Regions from separate parts of the Homo sapiens genome. Here regions 1 and 3 are each linked to region 2. The links are chromatin loops, found by intact Hi-C in ENCODE. Cell type or tissue: OCI-LY7. All regions are shown on one strand. Links, peaks and the distances in the headings refer to the core of each region. The heading gives the core; the rest is flanking DNA.

Region 1 (10,668 bases), core at 4,083-8,082, 210 kb after region 2:
TCCTCAAACTTTTTGAAAAAATTTTTAACTCTTGATGTGCTAGAGAGTATATTGGACTAGAAGTCAGAAAGTGTTCTAGTAATTTTAATAACAAGAATTAGCTCATAAAATTAATTTTCAAATAATTAATGCTTTATAATTATCCATTACATTTCTAAAGTACTTTACAACTCACAGTCCATTTGCATACACATTATTGCATGTCATTTTAGTTCTGCATGCAAAAAGCCACTTAGTTCTGCTCCTTGGGCATCACGTTTTGACCTCTTTTTCTTCATCTGTCAAATACCTTAGAGTCTCACGGATGAGTAAGACAGCTGAAATGCTTGTTCAAAGATTAAACTCAGGAGGGCCTCTTGTGTGTTTTACAGGATCAGATCTGGGTCCTTCCATGTCCACTTCCTGGTAGGATTCATTTATCCCACACCCTGCTGTCCATTTAGTCTTGTGAAGAAGAGATAAAGGGAAAGGCTGAACTCAGCTCTCTGTATAGCATAAAATCATTCTTTCTCCTCAGTCCTGGGATTCTGAGGTCCAGAATTGAGGAGTTTCTTGACAAGGCCAATAATGTCTTTACTTTGCACTATCAGATGGTCTTTTGAGTTACCTTTAGCCTGTAACGCCCTCTTCTTACACCTTCGCCTCCTTAAAACTGTGTTGGAAACCTGAAGTGTCTCTTCAAAAAGACATTTCTGAATTACCCAGCCAGAGTTAAATACTTCCACCTTTTGCCTCAATTCCTCTGTATAATTTTCCCTTACGCTTGTTCATTTCTTACTCCTGCCCCAAGAATGAGTGCAGTGAATATTTTTGATCTGTCATGAAATGGTTTATTTATCCCATATCAGTAATATTGCTTTATAACTGCAGCTTTATTAGTTTATCTTTCTCCTTAGAATAAGTACTTTTTTAGGCAGATACTGACTCTTGATATATCCTTATTCCTAATGCAATAGCTGGCACTTAGTAATTGCTCAATAAATGCTTGTTGACCAACTACATGAATGGATGAATGGTCCTGTTATTTAACCCTGTTTTAAACTCAGCACATTGTATTGTATCTCCTAAAAGGTTGGGGGCTTTAGGAGAATAAGGATTATTTAAATTTTTTAGTTCTAAATTTAAAATCTATATGTATACCTAACGTACCATTCATGGAGTGTATTTTGGTAACTGAGGGATGGGTAAATGAATGAGCAAATATGTGTACAGTTCTATCATGCAATACTTCTCAATACCGCACCCCCACCCCGAAAAAAAACTCCTTTGTTTATGAGGATCATTTTACTGTGAACAGTAGAACAACAGAACCTTTCAGCTCTTACTCTGCTTTCAAAAGAACATGCTATTTTAATGAAACATTTAGGTCAAAATTTTATTTGTATGAATCATCTCTCACTCTGCCACACACAACTTTTTCTGGGGATGAAAGGGCTCAATGTATATATAAGCATTTCTAAACTCCAAAGCACTCTAACTGTGTATAAGCCCCTGATACACAAAAAAAAATATTCCCATGTTTTTGGAGGGATGGGGTTGTTTGAGAAGAACATCTTTAGGGTTCTCTAGGTCACTTTTCGAGTTCTTTGTAGTTACATATTTATACAATCAATCTCAGGTGTAATTGGTCAGCATATTTAGCTAATGTTCTCAGAATATTCTGGAATGAAATATGTCAAGATTCTAAAGTGAGAAACAGATAACCAAGGAAGATGAGAGGTTTGGAGACATCAACCTGTCTGTTTTTAAAAGACTAAGACCCATTGATAGTTTTGTCTCTTAAGAGGACATGTTTTTAACGGTCAGCATTGCAAATCCCCGAATCCTGGTCTAGTCACATATCACTAATCTACAGGTATAAACATCCTGGATAGATGAATGAGACAGAAGGAAGGTGGGAAAGCTTTACCTTTTGTCACCAACTTCTATCTTAAATCTTTGCTTAGAGAGCTAGGTTCTCCCTTGAGGGAATTCTAATGTTCTCCCTTGATTTTTGGCTTAAGAATTAACTAAGAGTTAGACATGATAGTGTCCTTTCCCCTAGTGTTTATTCTGGTTCTAGCTGGGCTTCTAAGGAGCTGACCTCCTACTCTTTTGAGTAGGAGGTAGGCCCAAACTCTGTTATGCCACAGTGTACACATTAAATGTTAAAAACAAAAGATACTGAAGAAGGAGAATGAAGACTTCGAGGAAAAAGAATTTTAAATCCCTTTCCTTCTCCACCTGCTGTGGTAGGTTCCCTGATCCATGTTAGATCTTGCCTTCTTTAGAAGTAGAGCGAAGTGGTAGACAAAACATGAGGTTAGGATTTTCAGTAACCACACTTAAGTGGAAGGCTCTTTTGAGACCATCTAGTCTAGTGGTTGTGGATCTTTGCTAGCACTGAAACTCACAGGGAAATAACCATTTCCTGTTCATATTCCCAAGACCCTAAAAGATGTCTCATCAGTATATCAGAATGATAAATGATCTCAACTGCAGGGTATACCACTTTGGTAGATAAAACCAAATATTAAATTCTTGGTAGAACTATAAAGTTTGGGAAAGATCTTTGGGTAGATTTGGCTCTTCCTCTCTCCACATTGAATGATGGATCCAAGAAACTTTCTCATTTTACAGATGAGAAAAGTGTGGTCTAAAGTGTTAAAGTGAGTTTTCCAAAGTTCCACAGGTAGATCAATGGGAACACTAAACTAAAATCCAAGGTTCTAACTTCTGTTTCAATGTTTTTTGCTTATCATACAATAGGATTAAAGAATAATTTATGTTCACATGACATGTGTCATCACTAGTCTTTTTTATTTGTCTGGCCTTGTAAAATCATTGTTAATTTTCTTAGTTAAAACACGTACGAGAAGATCTTAGTGTCAGAAATCAGGTAATAATAGAAGGCAAAACAGAAACACACATTTCCATCTTTCTTTATCCCATGCTGAGCACCGCAGAAGTTGAAACACACCTTATTTATGCACCCGTCATATTTTGTGAATATGTTGTGTGTTCTCATTAGTAGCTTCCTTGCAAATTGTGATAATGATCTGAGGAGAATCTATATCTATTATCTGTGAATTAGGCAAAATACTAACACTGTTTCACAGTTGTGACTGTCAAGAGCATTTCATGGCAGCAAGCACATGGCCAAAATTAGCTTAAAATTGTGGTTATCTGACCAGTGTACCTTCTGTACTCTGCTGCTGCTGCTGCATATCATATTTTGCTTTAAAGAAATTGATCATGGAGATTGATGATATAAGTTTATTTTTATGATGACTTTATCCATAGTCACTCATACAGCATTTTAGGGCTTAGTGATGCCTTAAAAATAGATCAACCAAATAAAGTTGCTCTAAAAAGCTTACAAATCACAGGCAAAAATTTTAGTGTGATAGGAGTACTGAATTCAGTATTTTATTCAGTTAAATCAGAAATGTTAGGATCATTCATTAGATAAAATCAGATTGGATGATGACATGGCTTACCTCCCATTAAAGAGACAGTCTAAAATAACAGAGGCAACTTCTCATAAAAGAAAGAGCATACATGGGCACCAGAGTCAGCCAGAGTCTTGCTGCAATCTCAGAGATGCTGCTGTCTAGTAGGTTGAGTTTTAGCCAAGTTGCTTAACCTCTCTAAGTCTCTGTTTTCTCCACTAGAAAGTGAGCATAATACTCCTACTTATGTTTATTGTGGGGACTAGTAATAATATAATGTGTCCAGAATAGTGCCTTGCATATTTAGTTGTTCAGTAAATCACAGCTGTGGTTTTTATGGCGATTATTAATATTATAAGTATGCCTATATTATCACTGAGAATACAATGAAAAAAATAAAAGATAAAGTATGGCTTATTAAAATCTTTCCCCCCCTTTTGGACTAATCAGTTTTCATTATCAAAGGGGTGTAGCAGTATTGTTGGTGAAAGTAAAGCACTGTATTATTTTTAAAAGCCAATTAGAAGTAAATTTACAGGAATTACAACAAAAGTATAGGTTAACTAGAGATAAATTTCTTTTGTATAAAGAAGTGCCTGGAAAATGGTTTAGAATGTCAAATTTCTGACTCCTTGAGAAAATTGTTTTATTTCTCTGCACTTCAGTTTTTCATGTGATAAGAAGGCCTCTGAGATCTATCCCTTTCAACCCAACATTCTGGAGTTCTATGAAACACTCTAGAGAGAATCACCATCACTAGCTTATAGTCTGGAAACAGAGACAAATAAACAGCCATTCTATACCTTGACTCATGTGATCTTACAGGAGTACAGCATGTTTCAGGGTTGATTAGGAGCCTGGAAGAGAACAGTCAGCCTATGGGTTGTAAGAGTTCTCAGGTGGTTGGTATTGAAGCCTGGAAGGCCAGATGCTGAGACAGCCTGGTGCCAGAAACCTAGTCCTTAGAGTAACAAAAAAGGAAAAGGATAATTTCTTATGCTTTGATAAGAGTAGAAATTATGTACCTAGTTTTCTGCAGCATTGCACCAACAAAGCATTCTCTCTCTATGATTATAAATAAGGTAATAAACATATTGATAATAAACATGTCAGCTAGCATATATACATACTGGCCCATAATAAATAGAATATAATATAATTTTTACTTATTTGCAGCAAAACCAAGGCAGATGCCCAGCCCAGAATTGTTCAGTGGAAGCCCCTGCTTGGATGCCTGTCCACCACTGTACTGTAAGTTTGATTATTCCAAGATTAGCAGATTGAAGGATAAATGTTTTTATATTTTGGAATAATCTTAGTGGAATGAGCCAGAATGCTCTCTGAAATTCTGGAGTAAAGCAAATATTTTGCAAGGAGAAAGAATAATCTTTCAGAAAGCTTTGCATTATAAAAAATATCAGTGATTAGGGATTCCATGCATTTTGTTGGAGTCAGGATAACTTGGAAAGGATTGCTTTAAATGGGTTATTGATGAGTTAGAGTTGGAAGGTCATTAAAACGAATATATTTGCACATATGTTTTTCAGAATAGCTGCATATTCAGCAATACTTGATTTTAGATGCCTTGAAGAAAGATGCTCTCTCTTTTGTCACTGTGTCAACTGCTTAATAGTCATGAGCACACCAACTTGCAATTTTCAAGTCTTCCTGGTGTAATAATAGTCTCTGCATTTGCATAGTATCTTCTACCAGAGAATTTTCCAGTGCCTTAGAAACAAACAGGTACTATGTCATTATCCTTGTGCTACAGATGGGAGATTTCAATGCAAAGGGAGTAAGAATAGTGCATCAATTGTAGCACTGGGAACAGATCCCAGACATCCTACTTCTCCTTTCATGTACTCATGCTACTACTTCTGTACTCTGAAGTGTGTGAAGAAAGTGGCTGAATGTATGATACTCTGTAATACATGGATTGCCTAATAGAAATGACAGTGGTGTCTCTTGGAATTACGTGTACTGTAAATGAGTTTAGCTGTCATGAAATAATTTGTGTATGATGGAGACAAAAAATTAGAAAGTTACCTTTTGGAAATTCTCCTCATTTGACTCCCCTTGTAGGCAATGGAAAAGTAATATGTGGAGCTTCCTAAATATCTTTATCTATTGTTGAGGTACCATGTGCTGAAAGATACGACTGGACTGACATAACATGTCTTACAACTATGTTAGCAGTAAGCCTGGGGGAGCCTGATTTTCACTCAGATTGTGTAAGAGATTAAGCTTTTTTCCTCAGTTTTTGTTTATCTGTGGCAGGGGGGAGAAAGTGGGATCACCTTTAGTGAAGGAGAGATGGTGATGCTAAATTTTGGAGGTATTCCTGCAGTGCAGAGGGAGCCCAGATGTGCTGGAGACTCAGAGAATAAAAATGTTAATTTTTGAGCAGATGATCAGAGGAGAGTGCATGCTTAGGGACTACTTATGATAGAGAAAGGATGTGGTTTTTCTGTTTTTGGTTTTGGTTTTTATTTTTGAGACAGAGTTTTACTCTGTTGCCCAGGCTGGAGTGTAGTGGCATGATCTTGGCTCACTGCAGCCTCCACCTCCTGGATTCAAGTGATTCTTGTGCCTCAGCCTCCCCAAGTAGCTGGGATTACAGGTGCATGCCACTAAGCCCAGCTAATTTTTTTTTTCGTATTTTTGGTAAATAACGAGGTTTTGCCCTGTTGAACAGGCTGATCTTGAACTGAGAAAGGATGTGTTTTAATAATTCTATTATTTGTTCATAAATAGAACACTTCTTTTATTGTATCCCTGATGGTATCATTTCATAACTACTGATTCCTACATCTGTTTCTCCATGGAGACAATGTGCTCCTTGGGGTCCTAGTATATCCACAGCTAGTAAAATCCCTGGTACATGGCAGAAATTCTGGGAGTTAAGTTTCAATATGTGAATCTCCTATATGTTGATTTTTCTCTTTAGTAAGTTTTAATAAATTATTTCACAGCTCTCAGATTTCTTGGTAAAGAGGATTAATAATGGTATTTTACCCTCTTAGGCTGGTAGTTTCTATTTCTCCTCTTCATCATTCTTTAACACTTTTCTCCTAAGAGAATACCATAGAACGTGTGTTTTCAGAAATTTTGTTTTCAAGCTACAAAGTTTAGTAATTCCATTCAGTTGTGTCTAGTACTATGCCAATTGCTGGAAATATAAACATGAATAAGGCAGTAATCCTATGTAAATCAAACACAATCATGTATAATACCAATAAGAATTTCTGATCCTCTAATACACTGGTAATTTCAGCCCAAAATATTAATATAAGAACTTTCACATTTTATTACTTTGTGCAGTCTTGTTGCAAGGAAATTGCATAATTAGGATTCTGTCTTTTGAATTATTATAAATCGTTCATCTTTCATTATTCCCTTGGAGTTGAACCCCTTGGGATCTGGGAATCCCAGATTAGGTCCTAGTTGTATTGTAGAACCTTAGGAACAAATAAACAACTACATTTAAGACTCTTCCTGAAGATCACAAGTCAGAGCGCCAGCATTAAAGTCTTATTCTCAGTGCTGTGGTCAGGTGAGAGAATCAGAAAGTAGATGTTTCTTTTTCATTTCTGCCATAGAACTGGGGGCTACTGGTTTCATAAATTTACTTTGCTATTTACATAAAAGTAATTATATCTCCCAGTGAAACACATATTTTCTGAAGGAGTTGTGCAGCAGATACCGATCTGCTTTCTCTGCAGAGAACCCCCAGTCCACAGAGGTGGGCTCCCGATGGTCATGTTTAGATTATGTGAGCCTGCCCTTGGCCAGGACTGACTGATCCAGGAGGAAGACATTTGATTCCAGCAGGGCCAGTTGAATTTTTTTTTCCTGGGAATTTGAAATTTGTACTGGAGATATACCAAACTGGTAGTCATCAATTTTGAATCATATGAATGAGAACAGTTTGGAAAAAGTTATGTGAGGCTCAGTTGCTTAGACCTCTAAAGCTGCTTTGTATCTGCCCTTCTTAGGTATTATGTACTCAAAACTCTCTTGGAGTCTGTGAAATGGCCTCAATAACTTACAATCAATGTTACTTCTTTCTCAATTATTTAGATTTTGTTTTATTTATTTTTGATAGGGTTTGTTCTTTGATTTACTTGCAACCAAAAGGAAAAAGAAAATAGTTTAATACTACTAGTCAGCAATGTTTACTGAGTCTCCCCTAGAGCTAGTGTAATAAGTAGTAGTCTCAGAAAAAAGCACTAACACTGGGATTTTGATAATTTATAATCTATTTCAAATATCTGACTGCAGACAACACTTGGGTATATTTAAAAAATGATGAAATAATAATTTGATAATACCTTAATTCATCTTATAGAATAAAAAAAATGGGCGGTTAACTCTACAATTAACATACATATATTTATATAACCAAAAACTATGATATGTATGAAATTCTGGTATTAATATTCATTTTATAATCTCTCAGGAAATAGTGAAAATCTTCACCTTGTGCTTAAGAGAGTGTCTTGGCTGTCATAAATTCTCCAAGGACTGAAGAAAGTTATAAATAAATTAATTCATACTTACAGGCCTAATAAATTGATAGTCTCTATTATCCTTGTATATTTTTCAAATTCAGTTTATTCTCTCCTACATTCCTTTCTCCACTGTCCTATTCTTGCTCTTTGTTGTTCTACTCTGGAATGATTGTATCCTCATAATTAGGCTTTATTACATTTTGCAAAAAAGCCTTGGTTTTCATGTCTGCATTTGCCCCAAGTTCATTTTAAGTGCAGAACTTTTATCATTTGATTTCTGGCTCCTCCAGATTGCTTTGCAAATGTCTGTCACCAGTTACATATTGCCTTGAAAATGGCTTCTATTAACTATTTGTTCTCTTTCTTCCTGGATGTGTGTGTGTGTGTGTGTGTTTATTTGTTTGTTTTTTGGCCCTCGGCACCTATGTAGTAATGGGGCTGAGAGGCTTTTTTTTTTTTTTTTTTTTTTTTTTAAGACTTGTCCTTTCAGTAGTAACTATAATGTACAGATTGGGGTTTGAGCAGAAAAGAAATTATACTCCCCGTTAATTATTTAGAAACATGGACATAATTAAACTTTCTGAATACATGAAATATCTTCCCTAGTGAAAAGTGTGGCAGTTTGTTTCTCTCCTATCGTGCGGCTATATTAATCACTAGAATGATAGCCTTCCTTACCCTTACATTTTAAATTTAAATTGATTATATGCCTCATTGGTTTGTATGACCATGAATATGAACACAGTAGCTACCTGAGCTTCTGCCATCTGCAAACAATTGAGAAAATGTCCACAGTTTCTAGGACTCAGCTGAAGAATGATAGCTCTCTGAATCTGGGTGAACTAGGCTAAGAATTAGCATTTGGCGCTTGGAATTAAAGAACTTTGGATATGACCAACTGTAAGAAGCTTGAGTGGCTGCTGCATTTTAGAGCATATTTGTGAACCACTCAGTATGGCTATGGCCCATGCATGGATTTAATCATTTTGAGGAATATCCCCAAACCCAGTTCTGAATATCCTCAATTCTTAATTATTAGGTATACTCAGAAATGGCTATAATGTGTGGTTTTATCAATTAGACATGCAAAGTATAAATACACATGATTTGGCTACAAAAATTCTTTTGTTTTGTTGCATATTTGCACACCCCTTAGTTACTGGAAATTAATGCTGGGAAAGGAGTTTCTTAAAGCTAAGTTGACTGCTATTATGGAACTTATCATAGACATTGCTATATCTATAGGTTTCTATCACTATATAATACTATAAGCAGATAAGTGAAAAATTCTCAAATAGCATAAACATTTATAAATTAGAGCACTGAATTCTGAATATGTCAACTCTCATTTACTTATTCAAGAAGTAGTTACTGAACACGTATTTTAACTGACCCTTGGATTTCTCAATGTATAGCAGAAAACAATGTGTATAAATAAATCATAATTATACTTGGCAACACATTATTTAATAATGGTCTATAGAAAGCACTATACATTTTCCAAATGGGAAGTTGCCTTAAGTTGGATTTTGGAAGACAAAAGATGCAATATTTGGTCATAGTTAAGGGTACACCCTTTAGAATTGAATGAAATTTGTGTTAAAGTATTAACTCTTCCACTAGTAAGTGGAAAGAGTAAAGTATTACTCTTCTACTAGTAAGCTGTATGACCTTGGACAATTTACCTAATCTGAGTTTATGTACACAACAGGATATTTTGAGATTTACATGAAATAATGCATAATAAGTGTTAACATAGCACCTGGCACATAATTAAGTGCTTAGTAAGTGCTAGAAGGAAAGAAAGAAAAGGATAGGTCATTCCAGAAGGGAGTGCATGGGACAGGATAAATTGGTGAGAAAAAGCGTAAAAAACAGACAATAACCCAATAGTAAATCAGGGGTACTCATTTAGACCTGTGTAGGAGAACCTTTTCTGGAAAAAGGTTCTAGGAGTTAATATACAACTCTTTAAGACTTTGAAAGCAGAATCTTGCAGTTCTTGAAAAAGAAACTTTTTGTTCTATGACTGGCAGGAACCGATGACATAGGAGTGTCATATTAATGAGCGCTATTGATATTCTCAGCCATTTTCATTTCTGTTTGTATACAGCCATTTTTAAGGAGTGGGGCCAGGTTTTCCTTTTCATTTAAAAACACTTTAACATCTTCCTACTATGTCTCTCTAGAATATGAAAGTAATTTCTCTCTTTTATGGGAATCAGTAAAAACAGACACTTCTCACAGAAACCAGAGGAGATGTTCTTTTGAAGTGTTAATTGTTCCAGCATGCTCTCCCAGACTGCCTCACATTACCCACATTCAGGATCATTCAGTCTAATTGAAACCAGTTAATACAGTGTGCATAAGCTATTCTGCAATAGTCCTAAAGGTTTTTTTTTTTTTCTTTTTTTGGTAGTTCCTCCCAACCCTTTTTTTCCCAGAATGCATTGTGTGACCTAATTTGGTATACACCCTACATAAATACACAGACCATGGCACTCAGAAGCATCTAACCCAGTTATAAAATAGTGTTGTGTCTGCTCTCTGGGTGTTTCCAGAGCTTCTATGAAGGCAGCACCCTCTGGACTAATTCTGCTGCTGGGAAATTAGACCCAGAATGGCTTTGAAGAGTTGTCTTTCGAAAGACTACATACAATTTTTATTTTTTAGGGCAAGGTTTTCATGCTATCAGCAGTCCTCTTATAAATCGAAGCCAGGATATT
Region 2 (10,668 bases), core at 2,287-6,286:
TTTATAATAGCCAATACTAAGCCCTTGATACTCAACTTCTCCCATTGTCTTTTCCATCTTAATAAATAGTGACTCAATTTTTCCACTTGCCCAGGCTAAAAAACTACTTTTTCTCTCTCATAGCCTTCATGTAGTCTATAGGCAAAAATCTCTTTCTCCCTATCTTCAAAATATATCCAATATTTTTTCATCACTTTGTCCATTATTACCCTCATTCAAATCACTATCATCTCTTACCTAGAGTGCTCAATAGTTTCCTATTCCCTAAACAGTAGCTGGAGAGATTATTTTATTTTATTTTATTTTATTTTTTGGACCATACATGAGACTAAGGAGGGACACTTTAAAATGGAAGTTAGATCATAAAATTTCTCTATTCGAAAACTTCCATTGATTTTCCTTACTGAAAAAAAAAATCCAAAGGTCTAAACAATAAGCCACCACACCATGTTTCCAACATCCTCTTCTGTCATGATTCACCTTCATTCACTCTGCTCCAGTCTCTGTGGCTTTTTGTTGATTCTTGAGCATGAATAGTACATTCCTGACTTAAGATATTTTCACCCTCTGTTCCCTTTTCCTACAGTACTTTATCCCTAGATAATTACATGGCTTGCTTCATCCTTTCTTCAAGTGTCTGTCTACTTTTCACCTCTTTACTGACTATTTGATATAAAGTAATCTTTCTCACTGTTCATCCCTTTCACCTCTTGAATTTTTCTCCAGAGCACTTGTCACTACCTGACATATATCATATATTTATTTTGTGTATATAATTTTATATTTTTTCCTCACACTTGAATGTGAGCTTTATTAGACTAGGAATACCATCTCTTTTTTCATTCTCTTCTGTAATTCCTGTGCCTGTCAGTACATTTTTTTGAATGATTAAATGCCTCTTTTTGATTAAGAGACTGCATAATATACAAATAAAAGTGCTGAACCAAGAATTAGATGGACCTGATTTCCTAAGCTAGCTCCCTACTTACATGCTCTGAAAATTTAGACAAGCTGCTTAATTTCTCTGAGCTTTAGCTTTGTTATTTGTAAAATAAGGCTGCTGGACTAGATGAATTCTAAGGACCTTTCTATCCCTAAATAATGCTCATGACTCTAAATTTTCATTCTTTGAGCTTTCACTCCTTTCACCAATATTTTTATCACAGCATATGGTAACTTATCTACAGGATGATGCTGAGGGATGTAGTCTATAAGATGGCATGTGCTGCTAGCACATGGCTTAGTTCAGGCATCTAGAAAATATATGAGAGGCTCAAAGAGCATGGTTTAAGAAATTTTTCTACCTTCATCTCAGTTATGGGCTTTACCTGATATGAAGGAATGAAACATGATTGAGTACCCAAAAATGTTGCAATTTTTTTCACAAAAACTAAAATAGCCAAGCTGTAAACTTTGACTTAGGAGTAATTTAAGATCTCAACTACTTAGAAATAAAATTTATGGTGTAGGCTCTCCAGATTTTAAGTTGCAATTGAGAAGGTCATCAGAGACACAGGATTTTAAGACTTATATCTCCTTAAGAATTAGAGAGCATAAATAAAGTTATACTGTGTTGAATATGTTAATGCACATTGAACATTCTCCAGGAATGGTGCCTCAGTGACCTGTCTTGGCAGGCTGGTTGCTTCTTCTTTAAATTTTCAAACTATTCAGACACTGCGTTCCATTTCTCTTCTCTACCTTACCTTGTGGATGATATCTTTTTATACCATGAGTTTTATAATTTAACACAGATTGCTGAAACTGTACATTAAGAGGCTTTTCTTCAAGATATAGAGGATAGTGTTTATACAAATTATATGATATAGCCATAAAACATTTATATAGCAAGAGTTCTAGAATTTAGTGAATAAATATTTATGCTATTACAAAGCAGTAGAGAAAACCAGAAGGAAAGTGGCATCTATTAAAATGTTTCATAAAGTTAATGATGTACTGGAACTACTCTCCAAGATTACTATTGTTAAACCTTAATATTTACACTTTTAGATGAGTTTGAAAGATAAATTACTATTTTCAACTTAATTTTGGGAAAAAAGAAAGATTTAAAAGCATTCTTGAATTTTTTTTATTGTTTCTAAGGTTATAAGTCTTTGTGGTTTGAGACTGTTAAGAAATAGCATATTATATGGTTTCATTTTGGGCTTAAAGAAATTGCTTAGCTTCACATTATCCTGAAGTAGGGATGTATAAAAAGAACCAGAGAAGTTACAGATAGAGTCATTTGAAAAATAACATTTTTATTTAAAAATTTAAATGCAACTAGGCATTTGTGAGATGTTCTTGTTTTAAATGACTTACTGTCATCTACATAATAGTAAAGCTTAGCTTGTGTTGCTTTTGTTAGTGATGGCTTTATTTGTGGATGAAATTAGCAGTGGCAAATTGTTATGTAGTCATTGTATAATGTGACAAACTTTGATACCTTGAATCCATAGTTGTCATGGATTCTTAACCTCAACAGTGGACCTTAGTGGCAGAAGTGTTTTAGAGGGTTGCTGGAAGGAAGTGATAAGAGGTGGAAAGTAAAGATGCTGCAACAGTATTGCTCAACTTTCATGTTTCCTTATGGTCTTTCCTTACCTTCTGAGTAATGAAATTATTTTTTCTTAGAAATCTTTCTTTCATTTGTTTCCTCCCTAATTCCTCCTTCTCTAATATTTTCTAGTCCGGTTGGCTTCATATTTACTTCCCTTTCCCTTCCCTTACATTTCAACCAAGTGGAATTTACAAAGCCTTTTGGGAAGCATTTTATCAGCTCAAAGATGATGAAAAATGAGAGCTTTGGCCAAGATAAGGCTGCCTGGTTTCTTTTTTGCACTTTTATTCCTCAAAACGTAGAGTGTACTTTCCTTTTTTTTCTACTCATTAATGTTGTCAACTATTTATATCATGAGTCTACTGGGTTTCTGCTGCTTTATTCTGTTTTGTTAGAACTTGATAAACATTGATCAGGAGCCTCTAGTTCTCAAAGTGCAATTTCTGGAGAAGGATTTGGCCACATTGGAAAATTGTAGTAGACTTTTACTTTGCCAGAAGTCCATTTAGTGTGGGAAGAATTAATTCTCTGATTCAGTGATCATTTAGGGATGCCAATATGCTGGCTTATTTCACATGCAGCTGGTCTTAAAACTACATTTTATAAATTTGACAAGTTATTGATAATCCACTCAGATTAAATACTGCTTCTACTTTTTTTTGACTTTGGATACTAGAGGAGAAGGGTAAATAAGAACAAGAAAAAAATTGTGATGGATTGGCATGGAAATGTAATTAAATTGGTTCATAAAATTATCCTCAGATGTGTGCTACCTCCTGATTATGAGTATTGTGGAACAGACACACAGATGTGCACACTTACATGAAATATATCCTAAATTGGGTGCTATTTTTTTTTTAGGTTCAGGGTACATATGCAGATATGTTACATAGGTAAAATTGTGTCATGGGGATTGTTATATAGATATTTCATTACTCAGGTATTAAGCCTAGTACTCATTAGTTATTTTTCTCCATCCTTTCCCTCCTCCTACCCTTCATCCTCCAATAGGCCCCAGTGTATCTTGCTCCCTTCTATGTGTTCATGTGTTCTCATCATTGAGCACCTATACTGTAGTTTATTTACTTATTATTTTGTTCAGTCCCTAAAACTGGGGGGAACTTAATGGGGTCCTCCTAAATGCTCAATTCTTTCCTTGGAGGAAGGAACAAAAGACTATTCTCATAGCATCCAGCACATACCACTATTTTAGTGCTTCCTGTATTTTCTTCCAGTAAGACCCTGTCTCTACCATCAGACCATAAAACATTAGACAGCATATTCTTTAATTTTCTTTTACTCATTTCTTTCTAGGTTAGGGCCTGCTACATACTGGGCAAATTAATGTTTTTGGAGCATAAAATTATATCATGAGGCTGCCTTCAGAGTGATGATTCCTTCCGTTTGTAGCTGGAGAAGTTGGCATGTTAGTTTCTCGGTAGCTTTAGTTAGAATAAAGGATTAATATTGAACCCTTTCAGTGGCCTTACATTATTTTTAAATAAAGACTAAAATGGAGCCCCGTCTATGTCTGCAGCTTTACCACATCCTCTTTTAGTTGTTGTCACGCCACACTGGCTTTCTCTCAGATCCTCAAACAAATTATGTTGCTTCCTGCGTCAGAGCTTTTACACAAGATGTTTACTTGCCTGGAATACAATGCTTCTGTATTTACTTTTCCACTTCTGCCCCCTTTTACCTTCAAAGTTGATATTCATACTTTGGATCAAAACTGGGAACAAGGAAGCCATTTCTGACACTTCAGAACAGGTCATGTTCCCCAGTTGTGCTATGTTGTATCTTTTTTACATTGCTTTTACTACAGTTTTGATTTATTTAAGTATGTATTTGATAAGTTTTGTGTCTCCCATAAGACTGTAGATTCTAGGATGGTGGGGACCGTACTTTTATTTACCATTTTATCCTTAGTGCCTTGCCTAGTCCCTGGGACAAAGAAAATATCCCAATTTTTTTGAAATAATAAAACCCAGTTGTATTTTACCTGTTTTTTTTCTTCTGCCAAAGAAGATTTTCTATTTTTATGTGAATAAAATAGGGAAGCCCTGTATACAGATAGGGTTGAGTTTGTCCTGGTCACTCTCTTCAAATACCCAGTTGTATCCTATCTTTAGCTTTTGTACATGAGAGGCATTGGCTAAGAGCAGCAAATAGGCACAAGAAAGAAGACACATTCTTCCTTCTTTATTCTGCTGCATCATCTATAGTATTCATTTATTCCCCTTCTTTCCTGCTACCTGTAACCCACCTTGCTCCATAATGATGTCCCTTTGAGATTTTGAGGTAATATATTAATCCCAATATGGCTCCCACTTGGTAGGAGATAGTACCAGATATTTAAAAATATAAGTCTTGTCTTTCTGTCCATCTCATGCTCAAATAACTAAACATCAGGATAGCTTAAATCGGTGTTTAGATTATAGAAATATGTCTTTCTAGTTTATGAGAGTTATTTATAAATCGAAGTAGCATTTTAAATTAATTACACTAGCGACATTGAGAATAGTCATTTTAGAACAAAGTTTCAGCTAATAAGAAACAGTGATCTGTTAAATAGTAGTAGTTTATTTGATCTATTTGCAGATGAATCTGACTGGATTCACATTCTTTAAAAAAAAAAATCTTCTGTTTGACCTGTTCGAGCTGTGCTCAAGCCCAGCTAATGTAATAAGTGGTGAACAGTAATTCAACCCTTTAGTTTATTTAAAAGTTTTTCCTGTTATGAATTGGGGTCAAATCGTCCTCAGAGAGGGGAGGGACACAGCTGGGCATTGGCAGATAATTCAGGTGAGGGAGAACCTTTCACCCTGTGATTGGGGGACATTTTATTTTTTCCAGAGCAGAGGAGACAGGGAAATCCTTGTATTTTTCCAGATCTGAAACTGCTCCTCTGATTGAGAGAGGTGAAGAGGCAGTTTTTAAATATCCTACACAGCCTCCTGGGAGGAAATAAGAAACAAGGTGGCCTCACTCCTGTGTGGACTGAGCGTTAGAGAATTAGCACCCCAATAGGACAGCTATAGAATAGGCAGTTTGAGAAAACAATTTTGGTTTTAAAGAAGCATGAGAGCTGCCTTAACAGGTGTCCTGTCTCTATCTTGGGTTGAGGTACCAACATCTTTGGTGTGTCCTGATATATGATGTTCACTGTTGCTCCCTGCATTGGAAGATGTTCGATATCAGTGTGATGCATGCACAGCAATCCAGAAATACATAGTAGCATGTTGTAGAGCAGTCTTACACCAGGTGATGACTCCAGGGTTATCCCACTGCTGAGTCCTCTGGTGGAAGAGGACTTGTTAGCAGAACTGAGCCTTTTATGATACCATATCAGAACTAATGGTATGCAGGGAGTCCTTGCAGCTGGAGTGGTTGTTTATCAACCTTATTGAAGATTCTGCTAGGAAAAACAGGATGGCAAGACAGGATTGGATGGAGTTAAAGTTGGCTCATGCTAAGACAGGACAAGATAGTGGAATAGCCAGAAGCAATAATGCTAGCCTGGGACACTTCTTGAGGTAAAAAGCACATGGGGAAGCTGTGAGCTCAGTGATGAACCTGCCAGGGACTTGTTTTGGTGCTGGTGCTGTTACTTAATTCCTTAACTATCTTTTCCAGGCTGGAATCTTATTTTATGACAGGCGTTTTTTATATGTGCTCTAATCCCTCCCAACAACCCTCAAAGATCAGAGGCACAGGCCTAGATAGCTCATAATTCTCTCATGCCAACCTCATGTACCCTGAGTTGCCTCTCACTTTCCAGGCTTAGATGAAATGACACAGAGCCTGTGAAATCTGGCTTGTGAAATAACCATTGGTGGGCTGGACGACACAACACTGAAGTATGGGGGAACTGGTTCTGTATGAAGGTGAAATGGAAGATTGAGGTACACTACCAGGCTGACAATGTATCTCTCCTTTCTCCCCTCTGTGAACTGTCCCACAGTATAGTTTCTCCTTGAAAGCCTTCCAAAGAAGTATCCTGTGCTGAGAGAGCTGGTAGGGCAATTCATGGCTTTTCATAAAGCCAATGCAATTATGCATTATACTACATTGCTTTGCACGTTTCTTTGCTCATTTTCTTCTGTAGTATTTCTCTTATTGCTCCTCCTAAATAAAGGACTTTCACCCCCCAAAATAAAGTACCAGAAATTTAATTTGCCTCAGGCTCTACTTATAGGACACTGGAGCTAAGACACACCACTATCATCTGAAATTTGACAAAATTAGGATGTATATATATTATATGTATATGTGTGTGCATGTATAATATATATGTATGTTTGTATATGAGTATATATGTCAATATATATACATATAGATATATTTATATGATCCTCTCTATTTTTGAATCTTTTCCTAGCTGACCTGTTTTTCCTTTCAGATAACATCTAACCCTATCCACAGTTATTGATATTTTTAAAAGATATTTTATTAGGAGTGAGCTTGGGATTTGCTTTATTTTTCTATCGTGTTAGACAGAAATATTTTAGAGTTCAGAATACCAAAAGGAAACAGTTAATTACTTTGTGTTTTTATCTCCTATACTATCCAGAAAATCAGGAGCCAGTTTTGTAGCTGTCATGTTGCTTAGCACAGAGCTTGGCATATTGTATGTTCTCAATAAATGTTCCTTGAATAAATATAATAACATCAGTCCACTAAAATTTAGAAGCAGTCTAATTGTTCTTTACTTTTTGTTTCATTTTGGGGCCATTGCTTAAGCTTTCTGTAAAGCTCTTCCTTATATACAACTTTTGCTGTGAAATTTTAAACACAGAGGGAGTTGTGTTATGTAAATTTTTCAGGAATTCTATTGACTTCTTGTTACAGATCAGATTGATTTTTAAATTACTTTGGAGAGACCCAATGAGTTTTGCAATTGAGGTCATATATATTTGCAGGAAGGTATTATCTCAGTAGGAGTGCAGTTATTGCTCAAGAGTTTTTAACTGCTGAATAAAAAAAAAGAGAGATACATAAACTTTTACATATTAGGAAACAAAAACCAAGAAGTAAATTATTTTACCTTCAATGATGCTGTGGTTTTCAATTATGAATAAATAGGTTCATTCACATTTAAATATTAGTTATGTAATGGCATTTGTAAGTTTTTAAATAGTTTTCTCCATGCAGCACCTCTGTGGAGATGCTTTTACATGAAAAACAATTGTAAACACTTTGACTATTGGATATAGACTATGTTACATTATTGTAGTTTATTAATGTACTTAAATGTCCATGAAGAGATGTGGAGATGTTTTCATTTGCTGGGAATCTGTGTAAGTTGATCTATCCTTGTATTTGTTAACATTAGCTACTATAACAGATAAATCCCAAAATCTCAGTGGCTATACACAATAAGGATTTATTTCTTGTTTATGTCAAAATCTAATGTGACTGTACATGGTTAGGTAGTTTTCCCTTTAGCATTAATTCAAGAACTTTAATGTTTTTCATCTTATGACTTTGCCATCTTCAACAAGTAGGTCAAGGGGCTCTGAAGGTCACTCTTTGGATCATTTCCATTCTAGCTAGCCAAAAGAGTTAAAAGAGGAAGGGGGATCACCTGTAAAAAGGTTTTTTCCCCTTTTTTAAAAATTTATTTTTTTCTTTCTAAATATGACTTCCCTGAACCTGTGAGAAGTTTTTATTGGTCAGGTCTAGATGTGACACACATCATGTATGGTCTCGTCTCAAAAGCCATAATTCAGTTATATAGCCACAGCCAAATGCAAGGGAGACCAGGAAGTTTGACCTAGATGTATATCCAAAAGGGTTTTGGTGATTACTAGAAATCTCTGCCATAGTTCCTAAAGAGTGTTTTAATTCTAAATAAGTTGAGGGTAGTTTTAAAAATTCATCATTTCTCAATATTTTTCTAAATGTTTTTCTTGCCAAAGCCACATCCATCAATTTAATGATAAAAGTGCTTGCTCTATGGAAAACAAGTTGAAGTGGACATCACACTTCATAGACAGAAAACAGTCTTTCACAAGATCTTGAGTGATTTTGAATTTTTTTAGACTCTAAAGTATTTACTTTTTCAAGCTCCTAGGTGAGTGAAAGTATTTTTAAAAGGTAAATGGAGACAAATCTGCCTTGAATTTTCTCTGGTCAGAATTTTGTTTATCAGAGTCAAACTGAAACTTTAGGATCTGGGGACTTAGGAATTTGAAAATCTTTTCATGCTTTCAGCATGAATGTATGATATCTCAATAAAAACAATGATCATTATCAAATTTAATTTATAACATCTCAAAGAATGTTAAATATGGTAAGTTTATAAATTATAATTTAAATATAATTGTATATTACATGTAACTCATAATTACAAAATTATAATTATATACTTATAAGGTTATAAATTATAATAAATTATAATAAGTTAAAATTTTACAAAGCTGAGAGATGTCATTTTTAGAATTCCTTATATAGGTTTAATATTGGCTGCCTAAGTAATATGGATGGTATTATAACAAAATAAGGTATTATCCATTATTGGTTCATAAATATATGCATTCATACAAAACTGAATAAGACACAATGTTTTTTCTTAAGAAGCCCTAATCTTACATGTGAGATAATTAATAGAGACAATACAGTGTGACACATTTTACTATAGAGGAATGTACAGAGTATGGTTAAAACACAGAGATAATTGACTTTTGAAAAATTATTAGAAGTTTGGCCCATAAAGAAAAGGGAGAAGAACATTCCTTGTAGAGATAAAGAGCACAGGACAGAGTCATGAAAAACAATGGTATGTTTAGTGAGTGTTGATTAGGTACATGTAACTAGAGACCAATAAAGATATTTGGTATTTTGTGGTTCTTGGCAGCATACTTTATACTATAGAGCCAACCAAGGAGTGTGACTAGGGTGGCGAGAAGGCTTTGAAATTCTATTGAATAAAAAATAAGGAAGAATGCTTGAAAAGTTCTAGGTGAATGAATGTGTAGAGTGAAATAGGACTTTGGAAAGATCTGAGCTATCTTCAATATTTGAAGGGCATGTTGTAAAGGGTATAAATTTAGTCTGTGTGGTTCAGAGGAAATAAATAAGTCTAAGAGATAAAAGTTATCTATAAGGTTTCATTTCAAACTGTAGACAACTTCTGAATTTCGAGCTATTCAATGATGGGACAATTTACCTCAGCATGGGTAACCAGAGACTGAGTAATCCTTTATCAGATTATCATGTAAAGGGGATTATATACTTACTGGAAGATGTCATGATTCTATTGATTTTTGGAAGTATTATAGGATGGAGTCTTCAACTGGATTGTGTGGATGTAAATCTGGGCTTCACCACTTACTATAGGTGTGACCATGGCAAGTTATTTAAACTTTCTGTATCTGTAAATAAGGCTGATAACAGCATTGGCCTCAAAGAATGTTTGTGAAGATTAACTGAGATAATAAATGGCAAGTGCTTAGTTTCTGGCATATGGTAAACATCCTACAAATATTAATTCTCATCCTCACCATCATCATCAAATGCTAGATAAATTAGCTTCATCTGTAATGGACAACATCGATATAGATGAAGAGTTGGTAAACATTTCTGTAACGGGCCAAATAGCAAATATTTTAGGCTGTGGGTCATATATTGGCTTTGCTGCATTTTTCTTTGCTTACGTTTGTTTGTATTATATAACATTTGAGAAATGTAAAAATCATTCTTAGCTCATAAGCCATATGAAAACAGACTGTGGGGGCAGGTTTGTCTATGGACTATAGTTTGCTAATCTCTGATCTACATGAATAGAGAAATTAATCAAATAAATAACAGCATAGAATCAAGATTAAGCATCTGTGTTTATTAAAAAGTTAAGGCTAAAAAGCAGATATTTACAGAGCATACATATATGAGTGGGGCATTTCAGGTCCAAACTTGGAAGAGGAAAGAAGTGCTTGCTTGTTGTAGTCACTTAGATGGAAGAGGAAGAAAGTACGATCACAAAAATGCCTATTATAGCATCAGATATAAATGTTATATAAGAGCCCAGAATAGCACGATGGCTGTAAACATGTCAGATATAAAAGCCAAGTGCCTAATTACAGTTCCCCATCTAGTCTAATCCTGTT
Region 3 (10,668 bases), core at 4,273-8,272, 770 kb after region 2:
ACTTCATATAAATGGAATCATACACCATTTGTCTTTTTATTACCAACCTATTTCACTTAGCATAATGTCCTTAAGATATGTCCATATTGTAGCTTGTGACAAAATGTCCTTTCTTTTTTAAAGCTGAATAACATTTTATTGTGTGTGTGTGTGTATATATGGATATTTCTAACCACATTTTGTTTATTTATTCATCAACAAACATTTGGGTTGCTTCTACCTCTTAGCTATCATGAATAGTACTACTATGAACATGGGTGTGTAAATATCTTTTCAAGACCTTGCTTTCAATTCTTTGGGATATATACCCAGAAGTGGGTTTGCTAGATAATATTGTAGTTCTATTTTCATATTTTTGAAGAACCTCCATACTGCTTTTTATTGCAGTTACATCCTCTTACAGGCTCACTAAGAGTTCAAGAGTGAGCTTTTGAAAATATATATCAGGTCATATCACTCTCCTGCTGAAATTCTTTGTTGACTTCCCATTTTTCTTAGGATGGGGACCCAAATCCTTCCCAAGGCTAACAAGGCCGTATGTAATCTTATTCCAGGTTACCTCTCCTTCCTCATGTTTGCTTCACTCACCCCTCTTCAGAAAGCCGTGTCAATTCCTTGAACCTACCACACTCTTTTCCAACACAAAGATTCTCATGGTTGTTCTTCCTTTCATTTGAAAGGCAGCTTACCCACCTCTTCACATGGGAGATATTCTCATTCCTCTGACTTCAGTTAATATGTCATTGTTTCAGAAAGCATCCTTGACATTCTCTAATGAATATGGTTCCTTCTTGTGCTCTCTTGGAGCATCTTATTTCCTTGACTTTATTTCCTTCATTATTATTATTATTATTGAGACAGAGTTTCACTCTCGTTGCCCAGGCTGGAGTGCAGTGACTCAGTCTCAGCTCACCGCAACCTCCCCATCCTGTGTTCAAGTGATTCTCCTGCCTCAGCTTCCCGAGTGGCTGAGATTACAGGCATGCGCCACCATGCCCGGCTAATTTTGTATATTTAGAAGAGACGGGATTTCTCCATGTTGGTCAGGCTGGTCTTGAACTCCCGACCTCAGGTGATCTGCCCACCTCGGCCTCCCAAAGTGCTGGGATTACAGGCATGAGCTACCGCACCCGGCCCATTTTCTTTATTTTTAAATTATGTTAGTCACCACCACTAGAAGGAAAGCTCCACAAGAGAAATAATACTGCCTATCTTGCTTGTACACTGTTGAATCCCTGCAGCTAGTGCACCTAATAAAACTGGTAGTCGTTCTGCCCTCAAGATTGAGCAAGTCCTATCCACATTAAGGAAAGAGTAATGATTTTTAGGGTTAAAAACTGCCCCATTTGGGAAGCTTCACTGTGATTGTTAATTTTGCATATCCAGGTAAAACTTAATAGTTTAGATAAAAGGATGAATTGATACAAGGATGAAGAAGAAAATAAAACACACAGAACTACAAATGAAGCCATGAACTGAATGGACGAAGATATGCCCAAGCAGAGACTAGAAGTTGCTCATGGGTTTTAGAGAATTTGAATTGAATTCAATTTAGAATTGGACTTTCTGTGATGAATAGAGAATGTGCACTAACTCTTCTTTATCAGCCTGGCCAAGTCTCTAGAAGTGAAAGTCTAAACTTTATGGCAGTGCAGTCATTCAAATCATATCCTCATGGATGATACTTTATCATTTATCTTTCAAATTTTAATTGAATATTCCCCCCAAGCACTCATTCTTCAAGGTTTCCTGACACCTTAGTTTCATGTTGCCAATTTTAAGAAGAAATTATCAAACTTATCTATATTGTAACATGTGAATGGTCCACAATACATTTTAATTTTAATCTAACACAACCGTTTAAGACTGTACCAACCTTCTCAAGGAAAGAATTGTAAGAAACTGCCTTTAAGCATCTTAAATCTCAAGAGAGGAAGTTAACCTTTATGGTTCCTCCTCCGTGAGTTCTAGTCTGCTGTTCCTTTGACAGTATTGTTGCTGTCTCTTGGATTCATACCTTTCCGTTCTTTAAGAGTAGACTGTGATATCTTATTCTCCAAGAAACTGCTCCTTTATACGGCCAAAGCTAGGTTAAATGACCTCTGGGGGAGCATGTGAATATGATATTTTATTTGATATTGTATTGATTCTAACATGCACTTTTTAAATATTTGTATCTCTGAAATCAGCATGCATCTTAACTATGACATTTTAGGTTGATAACATTTATCAGTCTTATCAACTGAAAACAGAGCTCACTGGTCATTGCGTTTTCTCTAAATATTACCAGGGTCTATTACAGTGCATCAGTGACTCATTTTAAGTGCTCAGTGAAATGAGGGATGAATAAAAAGATTACAAACTCAAGGACAATTTTATTGTAAGAACAATACAAAGTGACAAAGGTAAACCACATTTTGGGGGGAATAAGATAGATTAGGAGAGACTGTGGAAAAGGTGACATGAAAAGAATCTTAAAAAGAGCAAGGTATTTCTCACCTGTGATTTGGGAAGCATCATTTCAAGACAGAAGGAAAAGCATGAGACAGGAAGGTGAGAAAAGATTAGAAAGATAAAATGGCTCCAGGAAAGAGCTGCTGAGCTAGTTTGAAAGGAATGCAAATGAGTGAAAAAAATCAGTAAGAGATAGTACTTTAGCAAGAGATTGAGAATGTTGTGAATTTCACATCAAAGTGCGTGCGTTTTATTCTGGAGCAGGAGGAAACTACTGAAGGGTTTTAAAGGGGTGAGTGATATAGCCAAACTTGTGTTTAAGGAAGATGTATCTGAGGGTGATTAGTTAAAAGAATTGGTTGATGGAGAGTATATAGATAAGGAAACCAGTTACTAGGTGGCTAATATTCACTTAACAAACATTTATTAGGACCCACTGAATACCTGGCACAGGTCCTACAGCCATAAACAAGACTCAATCCTTGCATTCAAAGATCTTATAGTGTATAAAAAGTAAACAATTAAATAAACAGACAAAAATGATAGATTAAGTAAATGTCCTGTGAGTGCACAGGTAACTATGAGTTCTGACCGCAGTCTGGGGGTGAGGTGTAGATGACTGATGGAGGCAGTGAATAAATTATGGAGGCTCCTGGAAAGATTGTCATCTTAACTGAACTTTGACGTTAAAGACATGGCAAAAGGCATGTGGAAGGTAACAAGTGCAAAACATTGGAGGTGATCCATTCCTCTTACTCTGAGTTGCAAATAATTCAGATTGGTGAAATTCTAGATTTTGGGGAATGTGGTGGGAAAAGATGAAGAAGCAGAGAAAGGAAAGTTGGTGTGTTGGGGTAGAAAGAAGCAAGAGATATGTTTGGAAAGAGAAATTGAAGGCAAGTGGAATATTCTAGGGAGAAGAAACAAGGGTGTGATGGGGGAGTGGACAATGGAGATAAACAAAAACAAATATATCTGCTGATTTAGAGTCCATTAAACTTGTATTAGATCCATTCACTTGGTAAAATGTACTAAACCTCTTCTATGTGCCAGGGGGTTACTGAGATAGCTACAGCTGTAGTATCACTGCTTTCATCAGGGAGCTCTCAGTCTAATGTAAACCATCTTGGCCTTCACTCTGATATTAGGAGTCATGTTCTGGCAATTTAGTTAGATGGACCCCACTCTGGAAGACATGAGAGAGGAAAGATGCTGAGGGATCATCTTCATCTGTGTAATTTTGTATTTGGGTGACCAGAGAAATGGCAGTGTCATTAACTAGGTTATTTCTATTTATACTTTCTCCCAATTGCATTCTATGGCCCAGCAAGGATAAAGGGAAGCTTACAGACCTTAGCTTTTAAACCAAAGGACCAAAGTATCTACCATACTCAGAAGAAACATCTGAGTCAGAGAGTAAGAAATGCATAATACTTGAGAGACAATATAGTGTGTGAATTAAAGGTGGAATTACAAGGATAATGAGGTATAAATCTCATTCTATCCACTAGTTGTGTGAACAAGTTACTTATTTAATTTCTTTCTCCCTGTATTTTCTCATCTGTTAAATGAGGGAAATAAAACAGTAACTACTCCATAAGTTTGTTTAAGGATTAAATAAATTAAGGCTTGTAAAGCATTAATACATATGCACGTCATGTCACAGGCAGTAATCTGAAAGATGACACTGTCAGTTCCCAGCAGGGCAGCAGGACAAGAAAATTAGAAAACTTTCTGGGTTTTCTTGATTTGGGGCTTACATCTTAAGAGTATAGTAAGCACAAAATAACATTCTACAATTGCACATTAAGTTGCATATTAAGCATCTAGATCAAGTATAAATATGCTTTTATTATTTCCAAAAGGCATTTTATTAGACACTATTGTATTTGGAGAATATTTAAACCACCATAAGCAAGCATGGATTATAAAGCAACCTTATTTGAGGAAACATTAATATTTTTATTAAAGTGTCTGATTGTGAAATAAACCTCTTTGATTGGAACACACTAGTAATAGGGCCACACTTTCTGCCTTATTTTTCAACTTTCCCATGTTCCAATGCCATTGACACCAGCTCATTATGAGGTGCTCTAAAACAAAGGCAGCTGGATAGATCAAGCCCATTTGCACCACCACCAGAGACAATTCACAGTGGTTGCCTACCTGGACCCCTGAGTGTCTTCCCATAGAAAGGACAGCTGTTCATAACTGCTTCTTGGTACAGGAAGTATGTTGAGGAAAAAGGGAGCTCAAAGAGCTGGATTACCTAACGCAACTAGAATTTAATTTCGACAGAGTCACAGATTTTTGCTTTTTTTAAACTACTGTATTTCTAGCACTTAAAATTTAGTGATTAGCATATAACACGCTAGATAAACATTCTGTTGGATGAATGAATAATGGTGCTTCCCACTAGGAAGGAACTTTAGTCTTTATAGTGTCACAGAGGATATATATGCCAATCGACCACCCAGGAAGTCCCAGGACCAGGAACAAAGTCTGCTGGAGATCATCCAGGAGATATTCTAGGTTCAGGTGGGTAACTGATCTCATCCTTGGAAGTCAAATATAATGGGAAGGCTAGGCAAGTGCCAATTTCACAGGTAGGTTCTGAAGTCCAAAAACTCACATGGTTAGGAAGAGTAGCTTGAATGAGCAGTGAAGGCAATTTCAGCACCTGTGTCTGAGACTTTTTTTTTCTCTGCCTGCTGGACAGAGATGATCATCATAAGTGGAAGATACCAAGAGTAGGAGTGTTGACCTAGCTAGAGGTGTGAGTAGAATTTGGGTAAGATGGCCTCACATACAGAAAAGGCACTGGATCAAGAGAAGTGGCAGCAAGGCCTTAGCAGCTCATTTTACCACCTTCAGAAAGTTTGTGCTGTTCTGTAGGGATGCTACAATACTCTACAATACTGGTAATAGCATGGTGGAAGCCTGTTCCCTGTAATGGTGATAAGGCTGAATTGAGCATATACATGCATGTGTGTGTATGTGTGTGTGTGTGTGTGTGTGTGTGTGTGTGTGTATAGGCTCGTTTTACAATACTTGGAAAGATGACTGCATGACACTGGTAGAGAAATAGGAATGCTGGGTGTGGTGACTCATGCCTGTAATCCCAGCACTTTGGGAATTTGAAGCAGACAGATCACTTGAGGCCAGGAGTTCGAGGCCAGCCTGGCCTACATGGAGAAACACTGTCTCTACTTAAAAATACAAAAAATTATCCAGGCGTGGTGGTGCAAGCCTGTAATCTCAGCTACTTAGGAGTCTGAGGTGGGAGAATCTCGTGAGCCCAGGAGGCGGAGGTTGCAGTGAGCTGAGATTGCGCCACTGCACTCCAGCCTAGGTGACAGAGCGAGACTCCATCTCAAAAACAAACAAACAAAAAAAGAGAAATAGGAAGAATCTTATATTTCCTAAGCACCTGTTAGGAGGCGGGTCCTGGCCCAAAGAGTTTGGGCATATTATCTCATCAATTTCCTATAGTGACACTGTCATACATTATTAGTCCAATTTTAAAATGAGGAGTCTGAGTTTCAGAGAGCCTTCATACTTCCCTAAAGTCGCACTGCTGGTTGGTGCAGGAACAGGATTTAAACCCAGGAACTGAGCTGCAGGGAATTTGCATCGCTTGAGGAAGCATTTTGCTGAAATGAACATTTCCTCTTTTCTGGGCACCAGGTGCACTGAGCAAAACATGTTTCTAGCTTTTAGTAGTGAATGATTCTCACTCACAGATGCTGTAGCAGTTGCACAGCTGGTGGATTAGTCAGACAGGGACTGCCCACAAGATCGTACAGTGCTCAATAGAATCCAGTGGCAGTTATCCCTGGAAAATTACTCAGACCATGTTTGAAGTTTTGCTTCAAATGGATGAACTACTGTTGAGTTTGCTCCCAAATCATTGCTTTGATTTCTTGGTACCAAAGCAATTTGACTTAAAGCCTGGTCCTCTCCAGCAAATTTATTCCCGGCACATCCCTCTTTCATTTGTCAGCTGGAAACCCCTTCCTTTGCATCCTTCAGCCAGTTCTCAAAATTAACTCAACTGAACATGGATAAACCCTTTCCAGGACTAGAGAATTTTTCCTTATCACAAAACTTATACCACACTGAACCTTCTCCAGTACAACAAAGCAAATACTTGATCATGTTTTACATATTCTAATTCTTTTTATTCCTCAAAGAAATATATGTAGCTCCAAAAAATGAAAGTAATAGTCATCCAGAAATAACCATGGTCAACATATTAGTATATTCTTCCAGACCTCTTCCCTGCCTTGCATACACTTTAATCTATTTTATTGGGCTTATTTGAGGTTGGTACACTCAAATGTGAGTCAAGCTGCTGACCTGGGGTTTAGATGGGCTCGTGTAAGAATACTTAGTGTGGTCTCCGTATGTTTATTGTGGCACTATTCACAATAGCAAAGACTTGGAACCAACCCAAATGTCCAATAATGATAGACGGGATTAAGAAAATGTGGCACATATACACCATGGAATACTATGCAGCCATAAAAATGTTGAGTTCATGTCCTTTGTAGGGACATGGATGAAGCTGGAAACCATCATTCTCAGCAAACTATCGCAAGGACAAAAAACCAAACACCGCATGTTCTTACTCATAGGTGGGAATTGATCAATGAGAACACATGGACACAGGAAGGGGAACATCACACACCGGGGCCTGTTGTGGGGTGGGGGGCGGGTGGGGATGGATAGCATTGGGAGATATACCTAACGTTAAATGATGAGTTACTGGGTGCAGCACACCAACATGGCACATGCATATATGTAACAAACCTGCACGTTGTGCACATGTACCCTAAAACTTAAAGTATAATAAAAATAAAAATTAAAAAAAAAAGAATACTTAGCGTTGTCTCATTTGTGTGTTATGCTTCCGTAGCTGCTCTGACTCAGTGCTGGCAGTGGAGAAGGAAGAAGGGAACTCAGTTCTTCTCTGCATGTTACTGTTTTTCTTTCTGTCAACTCTTTTACTCCAGGAAGCCACCAGCTAATACACTTTGTCAGGGATGTCATACCCAAAGCTGGAACAATTCTCCCTGCTAAATGAAAACTTTCAAAGGAACTCACTTTATTACCTGTGCTACACAACATAAACCAATTTTTGATTTTATTGTTGAAAATCTTACAGGGTACTACTGTTCAATAACCAGCTCTACTGTAGAATAGTGACAGGCTTCTTGACTATGCACTACTTCTAGGATGTGCTAGTCATGGTGGAGTACACAGGAGTCTAAGGAGCTTACATCTCTACCAGGGGTAGTTCCATTTAGTAGCATTTATTAAGCACCTACTGGGTCCCAAGCAGAATATTTGCCCCTGGTACAATAATGAATTGTGAACTCTTCCCATTCCAGTGAGAATGGCAGAGACATACATGCTTTGAGAAAAAAGAGGGATTCTCAGGGAGTCAGACATGGGAGCACAGAATAAGAATGCTTAGCCAAATTTGGATGTCTAGGGAAAGCATCTGGAAAGATATCATTTATCAACTAAGTTTTGAAGGTTGAGCAGTATGTGAAAAAGAGTTGGGAAAGTTATGAGAGGTAGAGAAGACATCAAGAGCAAAGGGCAAGGATGAGCTGTATCTTCTTTATTCACTATTACATCTCTAGCACATGGTACAATATCTGGCATAGAAGTGGTGCTCAGTAAATTCTTTTTGCATACAAAAGTGCAAAGAGAAGGTTTTCAAGCATTTAAGATGGCGTAAAGAAAGGCTAAAGTGTACTTTGTGAGACTAGGAGGGCTGTGAGATTTGATAAACTGTCTATGTGTTATGGAGTAGTGGGAGAAGTTGCAGTTAGAGAATTTGAAAAATTCAAAACAGTAAAAGGCAAAAATTTTTCCTTTAGTTTTTTCTATTCTTCCAATTTTTTATAATCAAATAACATATCTAATGTTCCAGTAAAACAATCATAACTTCTACTAAGTGACTACTTACTAGATCACAGACACTCACTCTTCTAAGTGCCTTCCATGCATCATCTCACTTGGCTTTCTAAAAAATCTTGTGAGGTAGTTGCTATTCCAGTTTTGCAGATAAGATTACCATGTCTCAGAGGGTTTAATAAGTTGCCCAAGGTCATGTGGTTATCAAAGTAGGAATTGATGCAGGCCGTCTCTCCAGAATCTGCGCTTTTAGGCGCTGTTCTGAAACTGAGGTTCTAGAAACTTATTCTACTGAGATACATTTGTCACCTTACTCCTTTTGGCCCTGGGATGCCACAGAGGAATCATCACTAAAGTCTATCTTCCTACTGCCATCATGTCTAAGTCGGAGTCTCTGAAAGAGCCCGAATAACTGGAAGGTCTTCATTGGAGGGTTGAGGTTTGAAACAACCCATGAGAGTCTGAAGAGCCATTGTGAGCAATTGGGAGCACTCATGGACTGTGTGGTAATGAGATATCCAAACACCAATTGCTCCAGGGCCTTTGGGTTTGTCACATATGCCACTGTGGAGGAGGTGGATGCAGCCCTAAATGCCATGCTACATGAGGTATGAGAGAGTCGTGGAACCAAAGACAGTTGTCTCAAGAGGAGATTCTCAAAGACTAGTTGCCTACTTAACTGTGAAAAAGATATTTGTTGATGGCTGTATCAGCTCATGGTTGCACTGCTATCAAGAAATACCCAAGACTGGGTAATTTATAAGGAAAAGAGGAAAAGAGGTTTAATTGGCTCATGGTTCTTTCAGTCTGTGCCAGAAGCATGATGCTGGCCTCTGTTGGGCTTCCGGGGAGGCCTCAGGAAACTTTCAATCATGGCAGAAGGCAAACAGGAAGCAGACTGACATGGCCAGAGCAGGAGGAAGAGAGAGGGCAGGGGAGATGCTTCACACTTCCAAACAATCAGATCTCGTGAGAACTCTGTCATGAGACAGCACCAGGGAGATGATGCTAAACCATTAGAAACCACCCCTATGATCCAATCACCTCCCACCAGGCCCCACCTCCAGCAGTAGGGACTACATTTCAACTTGAGATTTGGGTGGGAACACAGATCCAAACCATATGAGTGGCACTAAAGAAGACACTGAAGAACATCACCTAAGAGCCAGGCATGGTGGGTCACTCTCACAATCCCAGCACTTCGGGAGGCCGAGGCGGATGGATCACTTGAGATCAGAAGTTCAAGACCAGCCTGGCCAACATGGCGAAACCCCATCTCTACTAAAAATAAGAAAATTATATGGGCTTGGTAGTGGGCACCTGTAATCCCAGCTACTTAGGGGGCTGAGGTGGAAGAATCACTTAAACTCAGGAGGCAGAGGTTGCAGTGAGCAGAGATTGCACCACTTCACTCCAGCCTGGGCTACAGAGCAAGACTCCTTCTCAAAAAAAAAAAAAAAAAAAAAAGAACATCACCTAAGACATTACTTTGAAGAATGTGGGAAAATTGAAGTGACTGAAATCATGAATGACCGAGGCAGTGGCAAGCAAAGGGATTTTGCCTTTGTAACTCTTAAGGACCATGACTCTATGAATAAGATTGAAGTACCATATTGTGAATGGCCACAACTGTGAAGTTAGGAAACTTCAAAGAGTGTTCAGTAAATTCATCCCTGTCAAAGCAAGAGAAGGCTAGTGCTTCATTGAGCCAAAGAAGCCAAAGTAGTTCTGGATGCTTTGGTGGTGGTTGTGGAGGTGGTTTTGGTATGAACTATGATTGTGGAGGAATCTTCAGTGGTCGTAGTAGCTTTGGTGGCAGCCGTGGTGGTTGTGGATATGGTGGCAGTGGGATGGCTATAATGGATTTGTAAATGATGGAAGCAGTTTTAGAGGTGAAGGAAGCTACAGTGATTTTGGCAGCTACAACAATCAGTCTTCAAATTTTGGACCCATGAGGAGAGAAACCTTAGGAGGCAGAAGCTCCAGCCCCTCTGGTGATGAAGGACAATCCTTTGCCAAACCATGAAACCAAGGAGGCTCTCGTGGTTCCAGTAGCAGCATTAGCCATGGCAGTGGCAAAAATTCTAATTACTGCAAAGAAACAAAGCTTAGCGTGAGAGAGAGAAGTGACAGGGAAGCTACAGGTTACAACAGATTTGTGAACTCAGCCATGCACAGTGGTGGCAGCACCTAGCTGCTACAAAGAAAACATGTTTTAGACAATACTCATGTGTATGGACAAAAAATTCAAGGACTGTATTTGTGACTAATTGTATAACAGGTTAT

What was found. Peaks named below come from ENCODE experiments on the same cell type or tissue, not always from the same donor. Only the 100,000 strongest peaks of a DNase experiment are listed, where the experiment ranks them.
Region 1: a loop joins it to region 2, with 2.5 times the contacts of the local background. A loop is called at or near these places in 1 of 110 quality-filtered maps.
Region 3: it touches region 2 in a loop (7-fold over the local background); 1 of 110 quality-filtered maps calls a loop at or near these places.

What each region holds. Positions count from the first base shown.
Region 1 is chr11:85,105,675-85,116,342 of GRCh38, reverse strand. DLG2 (discs large MAGUK scaffold protein 2) reads left to right here. Exons shown (of 28, transcript NM_001142699.3): 6 at 4,608-4,682. Among named protein-coding and RNA genes, the nearest start is that of DLG2, 520 kb to the left of the region's middle. In OCI-LY7, for the core only: no CTCF peak of the experiment used is centred there; a DNase peak (open chromatin) is centred at 5,862; H3K4me3 peaks cover 2,014 bases; H3K27ac peaks cover 1,162 bases.
Region 2 is chr11:85,310,654-85,321,321 of GRCh38, reverse strand. The region is part of intron 3 of DLG2 (discs large MAGUK scaffold protein 2); the gene reads left to right. Among named protein-coding and RNA genes, the nearest start is that of DLG2, 310 kb to the left of the region's middle. RefSeq lists an enhancer at 4,183-4,252. In OCI-LY7, for the core only: no CTCF peak of the experiment used is centred there; a DNase peak (open chromatin) is centred at 4,131; H3K4me3 peaks cover 1,960 bases; H3K27ac peaks cover 2,181 bases.
Region 3 is chr11:84,544,933-84,555,600 of GRCh38, reverse strand. All of the region lies in intron 6 of DLG2 (discs large MAGUK scaffold protein 2), which reads left to right. It also overlaps the pseudogene HNRNPA1P72. Among named protein-coding and RNA genes, the nearest start is that of DLG2-AS2, 910 kb to the right of the region's middle. In OCI-LY7, for the core only: no CTCF peak of the experiment used is centred there; DNase peaks (open chromatin) are centred at 5,200 and 6,130; H3K4me3 peaks cover 1,153 bases; H3K27ac peaks cover 2,140 bases.